Regions from separate parts of the Homo sapiens genome. Here region 2 is linked to region 1. Evidence: chromatin contacts called from ENCODE Hi-C or POLR2A ChIA-PET data. All regions are on one chromosome and are shown on one strand. The core of a region is the stretch at or near the end of the contact, and the rest is flanking DNA. Distances in the headings are between cores, read along the strand shown.

Evidence for each region. Hi-C counts contacts between places; a loop is a spot of excess contacts on that map. ChIA-PET counts read pairs that join two places held with the same protein, here RNA polymerase II (POLR2A). Pooled maps may share reads with other maps.
Region 2: a map of PC-9 shows a loop between it and region 1 (18-fold over the local background). The contact joins two enhancer-like sites. A Hi-C loop is called at or near these places in 1 of 168 maps with a recorded cell type or tissue (PC-9) and 1 of 50 pooled maps. POLR2A ChIA-PET finds 5 or more read pairs at or near these places in 2 of 52 experiments (WTC11 and activated T-cell).

What each region holds. Positions count from the first base shown.
Region 1 is chr15:80,951,532-80,956,645 of GRCh38, forward strand. CEMIP (cell migration inducing hyaluronidase 1) reads left to right here. Exons shown (of 30, transcript NM_001293298.2): 30 at 1-240. It also overlaps a transcript of MESD not described here. Among named protein-coding and RNA genes, the nearest start is that of MESD, 36 kb to the right of the region's middle. RefSeq lists enhancers at 1,125-2,097, 2,098-3,069, 3,070-4,042. Within about 2 kb of position 2,925, at least 3 of the 41 ENCODE cell types and tissues checked have a DNase peak (open chromatin) inside an H3K27ac peak, as active enhancers do; they include PC-9, where a contact is called at or near this core.
Region 2 is chr15:80,677,526-80,682,639 of GRCh38, forward strand. No RefSeq gene overlaps it. Among named protein-coding and RNA genes, the nearest start is that of ABHD17C, 15 kb to the right of the region's middle. Within about 2 kb of position 2,071, at least 8 of the 41 ENCODE cell types and tissues checked have a DNase peak (open chromatin) inside an H3K27ac peak, as active enhancers do; they include PC-9, where a contact is called at or near this core.

The sequences.
Region 1 (5,114 bases), core at 1,675-4,174:
ATAGAGTGTTTGTATGTAAACATTTCTTGTAGGCATCACCATGAACAAAGATATATTTTCTATTTATTTATTATATGTGCACTTCAAGAAGTCACTGTCAGAGAAATAAAGAATTGTCTTAAATGTCATGATTGGAGATGTCCTTTGCATTGCTTGGAAGGGGTGTACCTAGAGCCAAGGAAATTGGCTCTGGTTTGGAAAAATTTTGCTGTTATTATAGTAAACATACAAAGGATGTCATCATCTTGTCTGTTTGTTTCATTTTCTATTAAAATGGGCTTCATTTTATCTAGGGATAATAACTTATCTAAGGATAACCTAAGATAAACAGTTATCTAAGGATAATAAGGCTGATGAAATCACCCCATGTGTCTGCCTTACTTCCATGGCCTTATTCCCAAGAGCTAGTCATATGTCAAGATCCTACCTTGCCTTGCCCCAAGGCGGGGTGTCCATAAGAGCAGGTGGAGATGGTTCAAAGAAAGAGAAGATATCATTCATATGGCTGGCCATGTCCAGAACTTGCTGCGTCCTCCACATTTCTAAGCTGTCAGGAGGCTGTCACTTCAACTCCCCTCCCCGATGGGGAAGCCAGGCAGAAGCAGGACTCTCTTTTCCTCCCAGGCCCTGTTTGGCTGGAGGCCAAACACGTTTGACAAGAGCATGGGGGCTGAGGTGGGAAAAACAGGTCCAAATCAAACTGGCAGACGAGAGGCAGGCACAGGTAGAGGGCACCTCAGGCAGCACTGGAAGGGGCTCAGGGGTCTGGAAGGGAGAGAGTGAGAGGCAGAGGTTAGAGCAGGTGAACTGGGAGTGGTCCAGAACTGCCAGTCCAGGAGGGCAGCCACTAGCTTCATGGGGCTACCTACATTTAAATTAATTTAAATTAAATGCAATTAAAAATGCAGTTCCTCAATCACATTGGCCACAATTTTCAAGTGCTCAATGGCTATGTGTGTCTAGTGGCTACCATATAGGATAGAGTCGATATAAAACATTTCCATCACCACAGAGAGTTCTTCTCTTGATTTCCAAAGAGCTCCTGGGTCTTATGCATTGGGTTTAAAAACAAAACAACTATGTCTCGTGTGTGTGTGTGTGTGTGTGTATGTCTCTCTGTCTGTCTGTCTGTGTGCATCTGTGTATAGTCAATTCACTTAAAGGGGCTGGTACCAGATTGGTCGTTTTAAGCTGCCAATACACAAATATATCTGGCAGACTAGCTTTGGGCATAAAGTCAGCTGTGCAGTAGAGAGTACACGGCCTCTACCTTCAGGAAACTTTGCCAGGAGAAAGAGATCACACTTGCACACTCAGTCAACAAATATTTTTGCACCCCTGCTCTGTGCCAGGCACGGTGCACACAGAGGAACACAGAATGACCCCATGGAGAACATGAAATTACCTGCCCAATGAGTGGTGTGGCAGGCTTCTGAGGGCAGGGAGTGATCATCGCCTGGATTGGTCAGGGAAGGTCAGTGAGTGGAAGTAGGACAGGTGTTGGCCTGAGAGTCAGAGATGGATAAGAGAAGGGCCTTTTGTAAGAGGCAGAGTCTGACAGAGGGGCAGCTATCAGAGTGTGGGCTTGAGAACACCTGGGCATAAATCAAGGCTCAGTCATGAGAGGCAAAGTGGAAGGTGGGTTGGGCCAAACACAGGGTCAGCTTTAGGGCCCACTGGCTGTGATGAAAGAGGGTGGGGGGTTACTAGTGACTTCTCAGCCAGAAGTGTCACTGTGTGAAAGAGAGCACAGCCCACTGATTCAGTAGGTGCATAGAAGAGGCATCCAGGGAGGACTTGGAAAGCAGACGCCAACGAGGAACCGTCGAGCAATGGGACACTGCACCCAGCTAGACGCACAGCAAAAGAAGCCACAGAGAGGTTGGGGTGGAGGGACAGGCAGGCACTTCAGGGTCCTTCATTTGTCCCTGCAATAGTCACCAGATCCCACAAGTAGTCACTGCAATGCATTAGGTGACCAGTGGGCACCTTCCGTTCCTGTCCGCAGGGAGACAGACAGGATGATCTGCTCTCCCTCACCAGCCTGGGAGGGGACAGGTCAGAAAAGTGTGGCAGAGTTAAGTTTTGCAGAATGCATAGGAATGAACTAAGTGAAGAAGGGCAAAGAACATTCCTGGTGAGGGAATGGTGCTGGGAAGGCCTGGAGGCGATGTGTAGGAGTTGCTGGAGGAAAGGGGGTGGGGTTCCTCCCCACAGACAGGAGGGGTGAAGGCATGGGCGTTCACTCATGGAGGCTGGGGTGGCCTTAGAGGTCAGTGCAGTGACAGCTAACAACATCTGCCTAAAGAAAACGCAACGGCACAAAGCTGGAAGCAGGCGTTTGGGAGAATTTTGTTCCCATACCCACAGGCACACAGGGTATGCTGAGTTGGGCACACAGGCAGTCCCTGAGGTGGCATATGCCTGCATCTCCAATCTGGTCACCCATTCCTTCCTCATCCCCAATCCCCAGATGAGCCCTAATCCTCATCCCCTCCCACTGGCTCAAGGATCTTAGAGTCCTCATAACATGGTAGATGACCTGACCCACCCTGCCCTCTCTCCTCTCGGCTTGGCCCACGCCTACTCATGTTCCAGGGCGTAGCTCCACACAAAGCCTTCTCTGACCCATGCCTGGCAGCTTTCTCCTTCCTCTCCTGGGCCCAGGGCCCAGTGCCTTGATATTGCGCCCCCTGTCCCAGGCTAACATTCACCCCTTCCTCCAGACTGTAGCCTCCTGCAGAGCATAGGCCATAGGTTTTCCCATATCTGGCAGAGTTCTGTTGGGTAATGTGTGCTTGCTGTGTTGAACAAAGGCATAAAAGCCGACCCTAGCGCAACCCTCCTGCCTCCAGTACTGAAGCCAAAATCCTGAGCCCTTTGACCCCATCCTAGCTGTTTTAGCCTGGGGGCTAGGTAGGCGGCAGAGGTTTTCTCAATGGCAGGGAAAGGAGTAGGATGTGGGTGGTGGGAAGGGCTTAATCCTGGGAGGATCAAGTCCACAGGCACCTGGCAGTGCCCTCATGTCCTCAGGGCTGGGTTGGGGTGAGAAGGAGAGCAGACAGAGGTAATGGTGAGGGTTGGGGGAGGGGATGGAGGAAGGGAAGAGTTCATTGTCCCAGGAACTGCCCTCCCTCACAGAAAACAATCAGGAGCATCAAACAGAATCAACAACATGCATGACTCAGCTTTGAAAGCTATAAAGCAAGCTCGTCTAACCCACCGCCAGTGGGCTACATGCAGCCCTGGATGGCTTTGAATGCAGCCCAACGCTAATTTGTAAACTTTCTTAAAATATTATGAGTTTTTTTGCATTTTTTTAAAGCTCATCAGCTATCGTTAAGTGTTAGTGTATTTTACGTATGGCCCAAGACAATTCTCCTTCCAATGTGGCCCAGGAAAGCCAAAAGATTGGATGCCTGTGCTCTAAAGCCTGCTACTCAGTGTGGTCCATGGGCCAATGGCATCAGCATCATCAGCATCAGCTGGGGGAGGTGGTTCACACCTGTAGCCCCAGCACTTTGGGAGGCTGAGGCAGGTGAATCGCTTGAGCCCAGGAATTCAAAACCAGCCTGGGCAACACAGCGAGACCTTGTCTCTACTAGAAAAAAAAAAAAAAGTTCAGCACCACCCAGGAGTATAACCAGGAGCTGGTTAGAAATGCCCAATCTCGGCCGGGCGCGGTGGCTCAAGCCTGTAATCCCAGCACTTTGGGAGGCCGAGGCGGGCGGATCACGAGGTCAGGAGATCGAGACCATCCTAGCTAACACGGTGAAACCCTGTCTCTACTAAAAATACAAAAAAAAAAAAATAGCCGGGCGCAGTGGCAGGTGCCTGTAGTCCCAGTATTCGGGAGGCTGAGGCAGGAGAATGGCGTGAACCCAGGAGGCGGAGCTTGCAGTGAGCCGAGATTGCGCCACTGCACTCCAGCCTGGGCGACGGAGAGACTCCGTCTCAAAAAAAAAAAAAAAAAAGAAATGCCCAATCTCAGGCTCTCCCAGATCAGCTGAATCAGAATCTGCATTTTAAGAAGGGACCCAGGGTAGTTGTTTGCACAGTAAAGTTTGAGAAGTGTGTGTTTGTGCGTGTGTGTGTGTGTGTGTGTGTGAGAGAGACAGAGTCTCTTTAGCCCAGGCTGGAGTGAAGTGATGCAATCTCGGCTCCCTGCAACCTCCGCCCCCCAGGTTCAAGCGATTCTCCTGCCTCAGCCTCCTGAGTAGCTGGGATTACAGGCCTGAGCCACCACGCCTGGCTAATTTTTTGCATTTTTAGTAGAGACGGGTTTTCGCCATGTTGGCCAGGCTAGTCTTAAACTCCTTGCCTCAGGTGATCCACCCACCTCGGCCTCCCAAAGTGCTAGGATTACAGGTGTGAGCCACTGCGCCCGGCTGAGAAGTGTGGTTTTAGGAGTCTCTAAGAGACCAGGCACAGTGGCTCACACTGTCATGAGTCATGCATGACTCAGACTGGCAACATGGCAAAACCTCATCTCTACAAAAAATACAAAAATTACCCAGGCGTGATGGCTCATGCCTGTGGTCCCAACTACTCAGCAGGCTGAGGTGGGAGGATCACTTGAGCCTGGAAGGTAGAGTCTGTGGTGAGCCGAGATCGCGCCACTACACTCCAGCCTGGGTGACAGAGTGAGATCCTGTCTAAAAAAATAATAATAAAATAAAATAAAAAAGACCCTAAGAGCCTAGGCAGCCAGTTTAGAATGGATTTTATATAAGGCTGCCCAGCTATGATGACATGAAGTGTGTTGGACGGAGAGCTCTGGGCTAAGAATCGGAAGGCGTCCAACTGCTCCCCTCGACTGCAAGATTCCTTCTTTCTTCCCCGGTCTCCACACACTAATTATTGAAGACAAGGAACATGTCTACAGAAAAGTTGGGCTTAGGTGTTATTCATGGTGAGAGCAAAAGAAAACAGTTCTCGGACACACAAAGGCTTAGAAAGAGTAGCACGAGGGTGCTCTTCCAGAAAACATTGAGGTGTTCTCTAATCAGATAGAGAAACAAAATCAAGAATTTACAATTGGGGTAAGGGGAACAGGAAAAAAAAGCCAGCAGCCAACCCTAAAACCACAAAGATATTGCAATAAGTTTTATAAA
Region 2 (5,114 bases), core at 821-3,320, 270 kb before region 1:
TACTCTGGCTTGGGAGGCTGCCTGTGAATCGTTCATTGCTCAATTAAACTCCTTTAAATTTAATTAGGCTGAAGTTTTTCTTTTATCACTTCTTTTTTTTTTGGAGACAGAATTTTGCTCTTGTTGCTCAGGCTCGAGTGCAATGGCGTGATCTCGGCTCACTGCAACCTCCGCTTCCTGGGTTCAGTGATTCTCCTGCCTCAGCCTCCCGAGTAGCTGGGATTACAGGCATGTGCCAGCACACCCGGCTAACTTTGTATTTTTAGTAGAGATGGGGTTTCTCCATGTTGGTCAGGCTGGTCTCGAACTCCCGACCTCAGGTGATCCGCCCGCCTCGGCCTCCCAAAGTGCTGGGATTACAGGCGTGAGCCACTGTGCCCGGCTTTTTATCACTTCTTTGATATTGTTTCCCTAATTGTTTCTCCTCATGAAACTGTAATGTAACAGCACAGATATACTCTCTACGTGTTTATGTTCTGTGACTCTTTGAAGGTCGCAAACCCTGTAATATCTAAGATCATTTTGTCCCTGCCAAAAAACAGTTTTCTGCCAGGCGTGGCGGCTCATGCCTGTAATCCCAACATTTTGGGAGGCCAAGGCGAGAGGATCGCTTGAGGCCAGGAGTTCCAGACCAGCCCAAGCAACATAGCGAGACCTCCATCTCTATAAGAAATGTTTTAAAACTTAGTGGGGTGTGGTGGCACATGCCCATAGTCCCAGCTACTTGGGAGGCTGAGGTGGGAGGATTGTCTGAATGCAGGAAAGTCGAGGCTGCAGTGAGCTGAGGTTGCACCACTGCACTCCAGCCTGGGTGACAAAGTGAGATCCTGTCTCAAAGAAAAAGAAGAACCAGTTTTATACCCTTGAAGACAATATTACTCCCTGCCCCCATATCTGCCACTGAGAATGCACATCCTAGAGAGAATACGAACTTTGGAATCAGAACCAGACTCAAATTTCTGCTCTGAGATGTGTAAGCTGTGTGATATGTGACATGAAAAAGTTGTTCAGTGTTCTCTCTGATCTTCAATGTTCCCTGTGCTGGCAGCTAAGATATTCAGTGAGACCGCATTACAGCCCAACTTCCCTTCTGCCCAATCCTGCTTTCCTTTTTTCCCTTTCCCATCAACAGATGTTGATGCCAAGGTCACTCCCTGATAAACTTCCTGCATGTTGATCTCTAGCTCAGAGAGTCTGCTTTCTGGGGCACAGCCTTTCACAGTGCCCTGTTTGTCACAGGGCGAACCCCAAAACTGCGGTTCAGCCTGGGAGCCCATGTGGGTTCTTGGTTTTGTGTAGGAAAGAATTCAAGAGTGAGCTGACAGAGTAAAGTGAAAACAAGTTTATTAAGAAAGCAAAGGAGGCCAGGCACGGTGGCTCACGCCTGTAATCCCAGCACTTTGGGAGGCCAAGGCGGGCGGATCGCCTGAGGTCGGGAGTTCAAGACCAGCCTGACCAACATGGAGAAACCTCGTCTCTGCTAAAAAAAAAAAAAAAAAAAAAAATTAGCCGGTCATGGTGGTGCATGCCTGTAATCTCAGCTACTTGGAAGGCTGAGGCAGGACGATCACTTGAACCCAGGAGGCGGAGGTCACAGGTGAGCCAGATTGCGCCATTGCACTCCAGCCTGGGCAACAAGAGCGAAACTCCGTCTCAAAAAAAAAAAAAAAAAGAAAAAGAAAGAAAGCAAAGGAATAAAAGAGTGGCTATCACATAGGCAGAATGGCAGCATGGGCTGCTTGACGGAGCATACTTATGGTTTTTTATTGATTATATGCTGTGTGAGGGGGTGGATTATTCATTCCAGAAAGAGGTGGGGAGTTCCCGGAACTGAGGGTTTCTCCCCCTTTTAGACTCTATAGGGTAACTTCCAGACATTGCCATGGCATTTGTAAACTGTCATGAGCTGGTGGGAGTGTCTTTTGGCATGCTAATGCGTTATAATTAGCATTTAATGAGCAGTGAGGATGACCAAAGTCACTTTCACTGCCATCTTGGTTTTGGAGGGTGTTGGCTTGCTTCTTCACCACATCCTGTTTTATCAGCCAGGTCTTTGTGACCTGAAGCTTGTGATACCGGTCCTGCCGAACTCCTATCCCATCCTGTGACAAAGGATGCTTAACCTCCTGGGAATGCAGCCCAGCAAGTTTCAGCCTCATTTTACTCAGTCCCTGTTCAAGATGGAGCTGCTCCCATTCAAACACTTCTGACATGTTTACTACTGCCTGGCACAGAGGTAGGGCTCCATAAATGTGAATTCTCTCCTTCCTGATTCTGACCAAGATTCCTGGGTTGCCACTTACATTGCTTGTTGGTACACACTCTGGACACTTTCATCTGCTCAAAAGTCACCTTCTTGAAGCCTTTTCTGACTGACTACTTTCCCAGGGGTGGAGAGTAACTACTTCCTTGATGCCCCATAGCATTTCCTATTTGCCTCAGTTAACGTGTCACTGTACTGGCTCAGCACAGACATGGATTGCTGAGTGAACAGGAAGTTCTGCCTGTCTAGCAGGATAATTTTCTGTTGTCAGAAGCTGGGTCCACCACCTGCCTGGTGCCTATCCCAGGGCAAAGAATACGTATCATTTCTGGATTCCTGGCCCTGCCCCACTTTGTTTATAATGTCCCAAAACACCTACTTATGTAAACAGTGCAAGGTTCCAATTTTATTAGAAGCAATTCCACAGAAGGCTTTGAATGCTAAGAGTGTATACCTAGTTGGTAGCCAACTATTTCCAATGCTTTGGGAAAATGGAGCATGATAAAAAAAATAAGAACATAACGGGGTGCAGTGGCTCATACCTATAATCCCCAAATTTTGAGAGGCCAAGGCAGGAGGATCTATTGAGCCCAGGAGTTTGAGACCAGCCTGGGCAACATGGTGAGACCTCCATCTCTACAAAACAATTTTTAAAAATTAGCCATGTTTAGTGGTGCATACCCGTAGTTCCAGCTAGTGGGGAGGCTGAGATGGGAGGATGACTTGCACCCAGGAGAGGTTGAGGCTGCAGTGAGCTATGATTGTGCCACTGTACTGCAGCCTGGGCAACAGAGCAAGACCTTGTGTCAAAAAATAATAATAATAATGATAACATTAAACTTTGCTTTTAGTGATCTTCAAGGGAGCAACCTGCAAGGGTTATGGCAGTCCTTTTCAAACTGGTCCACACAATGGAATTACTTAGTCCCTCCATCAGAGACTGGGATTTCTGATCTAGAGTATGACCAAGTGTATTAGTCTGCTCTCACACTGCTATAAAGAACTACTGGAGACTTGGAAATTTATAAAGAAAAGAGGCTTAATTGACTCACAGTTCTGCAGGCTGTATAGAAGTCATGGCTGGGATGGCCTCAGGAAACTTACAATCATGGCAGAAGGGCGAAGGGGAAGCAAGTACGTCTTCACATGGTGGTAGGAGAGAGAGAAGTGGGAAGTGCTACACTGTTTTAAACAACTAGATCTTGTGAAAATTCACTAGAAATATCACAAGAACACTAAGGGGGAAATCGCCCTCATGATCCAATCACCTCCCACCAGGTCCCTCCCCCAACACTGGGAATTACTGTACAATTTGACATGAGATTTGGGTGGAGACACAGAGCCAAACCACATCACCAGGGTTTTGGAAGTTTTAAAGATACTCAGATAGTTTTGATTTGCAGACAAGCTTGGGAACCACTGGGTTGTGGGATTGCTGGATATTGACAAAATGGAGATAGTGAGTATAGACCACCCTTCTCAAAAGAGCTTGGCAGTGAAGAGATAAAAGTGCACAGAAGGTAGGAGATAAGAGGATACCAGGAAGGTGAGGGTTTATTTGTTTACAATATGGATAACTTGAGAATCCTTATCAGCTGAAGGGAAAAATCCAGAAAGCAGTGGAGACTGAAGCTTCTAGAATAATCCCTAGAGGTGATGGGTCTGTGGCACTAATGAAGAGATTTATTTTATTTTTTATTTTTGAGTCAGGGTCTCTGTGTCACCCAGGCTAGAGTTCAGTGGCACGCTCATGGCTCACTGCAGCCTTGGATTCCTGGGCTCAAGCAATCCTCCCACCTCCGCTTCCCAAAGTTCTGGGATTACGGGTGGGAGCCACCACCCCCAGCAACAAGCAGATGCCTTAAAAAGACACCTCTCCAAGGCACTGGGGGCATCCTTCCCAAACCAGATAGGATTATTACCTTCCTAAATACCCCAATGTCTGTTGCCTACAAAATGAAATAAAAACTCTTTAGTGTAGCATAGAAGGCATTAACAAATAAAATGCATTTTTATTCTCCAACATGCCAAATGTAATTATGTTCATCATAGAAAAACTAGAAACCACAAGGGAATAAAAATAAGTAGATAGACATTACCCACAGTCTTACAGCTAACGACAACTGCTCCCAATATTTGGAGATACTTCCAATATTTCTTCCCACTGAACATCTTTTGTTGGTTGTAGGACATAGCTGGGATCACACTATAAGCATATCCAAGAAACCAGTGCAATTTCTGGCAGCATTAATAGAAACCATGTGGAATAAAGAACAGAATGGTACCCCTTTGCTCTGCTCTTGTCAGTGTGGACACTGACTTTGTGCTGCTCTGTGGAGTGTGAAGTTTGAGTCTGAGTACCCTTTTAAGAGGAGGACCAATGAAGTGGATCACATGGAGGAAGGGAACAAGCAATATGAGGCCTCTGTTAATTTAGTTTCAACTTCGGATTTTCTTTTCATCTCCTGCCATCCTGCCATATCTGGCTCTAAACCCATGCAAGCCATATCACCTGTTGGTTTCCCAGGCATCCAAACATTTACACTCATCTGTGTCCTCTGCACACTTCCCTTTGCTTTGAATTGCCCCTTCTTCCTCCAAAGTCCAGCTCTGAGAAGGCGTCTACCAGAGGCCCCACAATGAAATAAATCATTCTGTGTTCTCAGAGCACTTTCAGTATTTCTTATATTACTGCTACCATACAAGTTACAGAATAAGCATGAGAGTTATTTTCGTATGGGTGTCTCTCCCTGAGAACAACACCGTGGCTGATTCAACTTTATGACTCTTTCATAAACCCTGCACAGTTCCTGGAAAATAGTCTATTTATTTATATTTATTACATTCTACC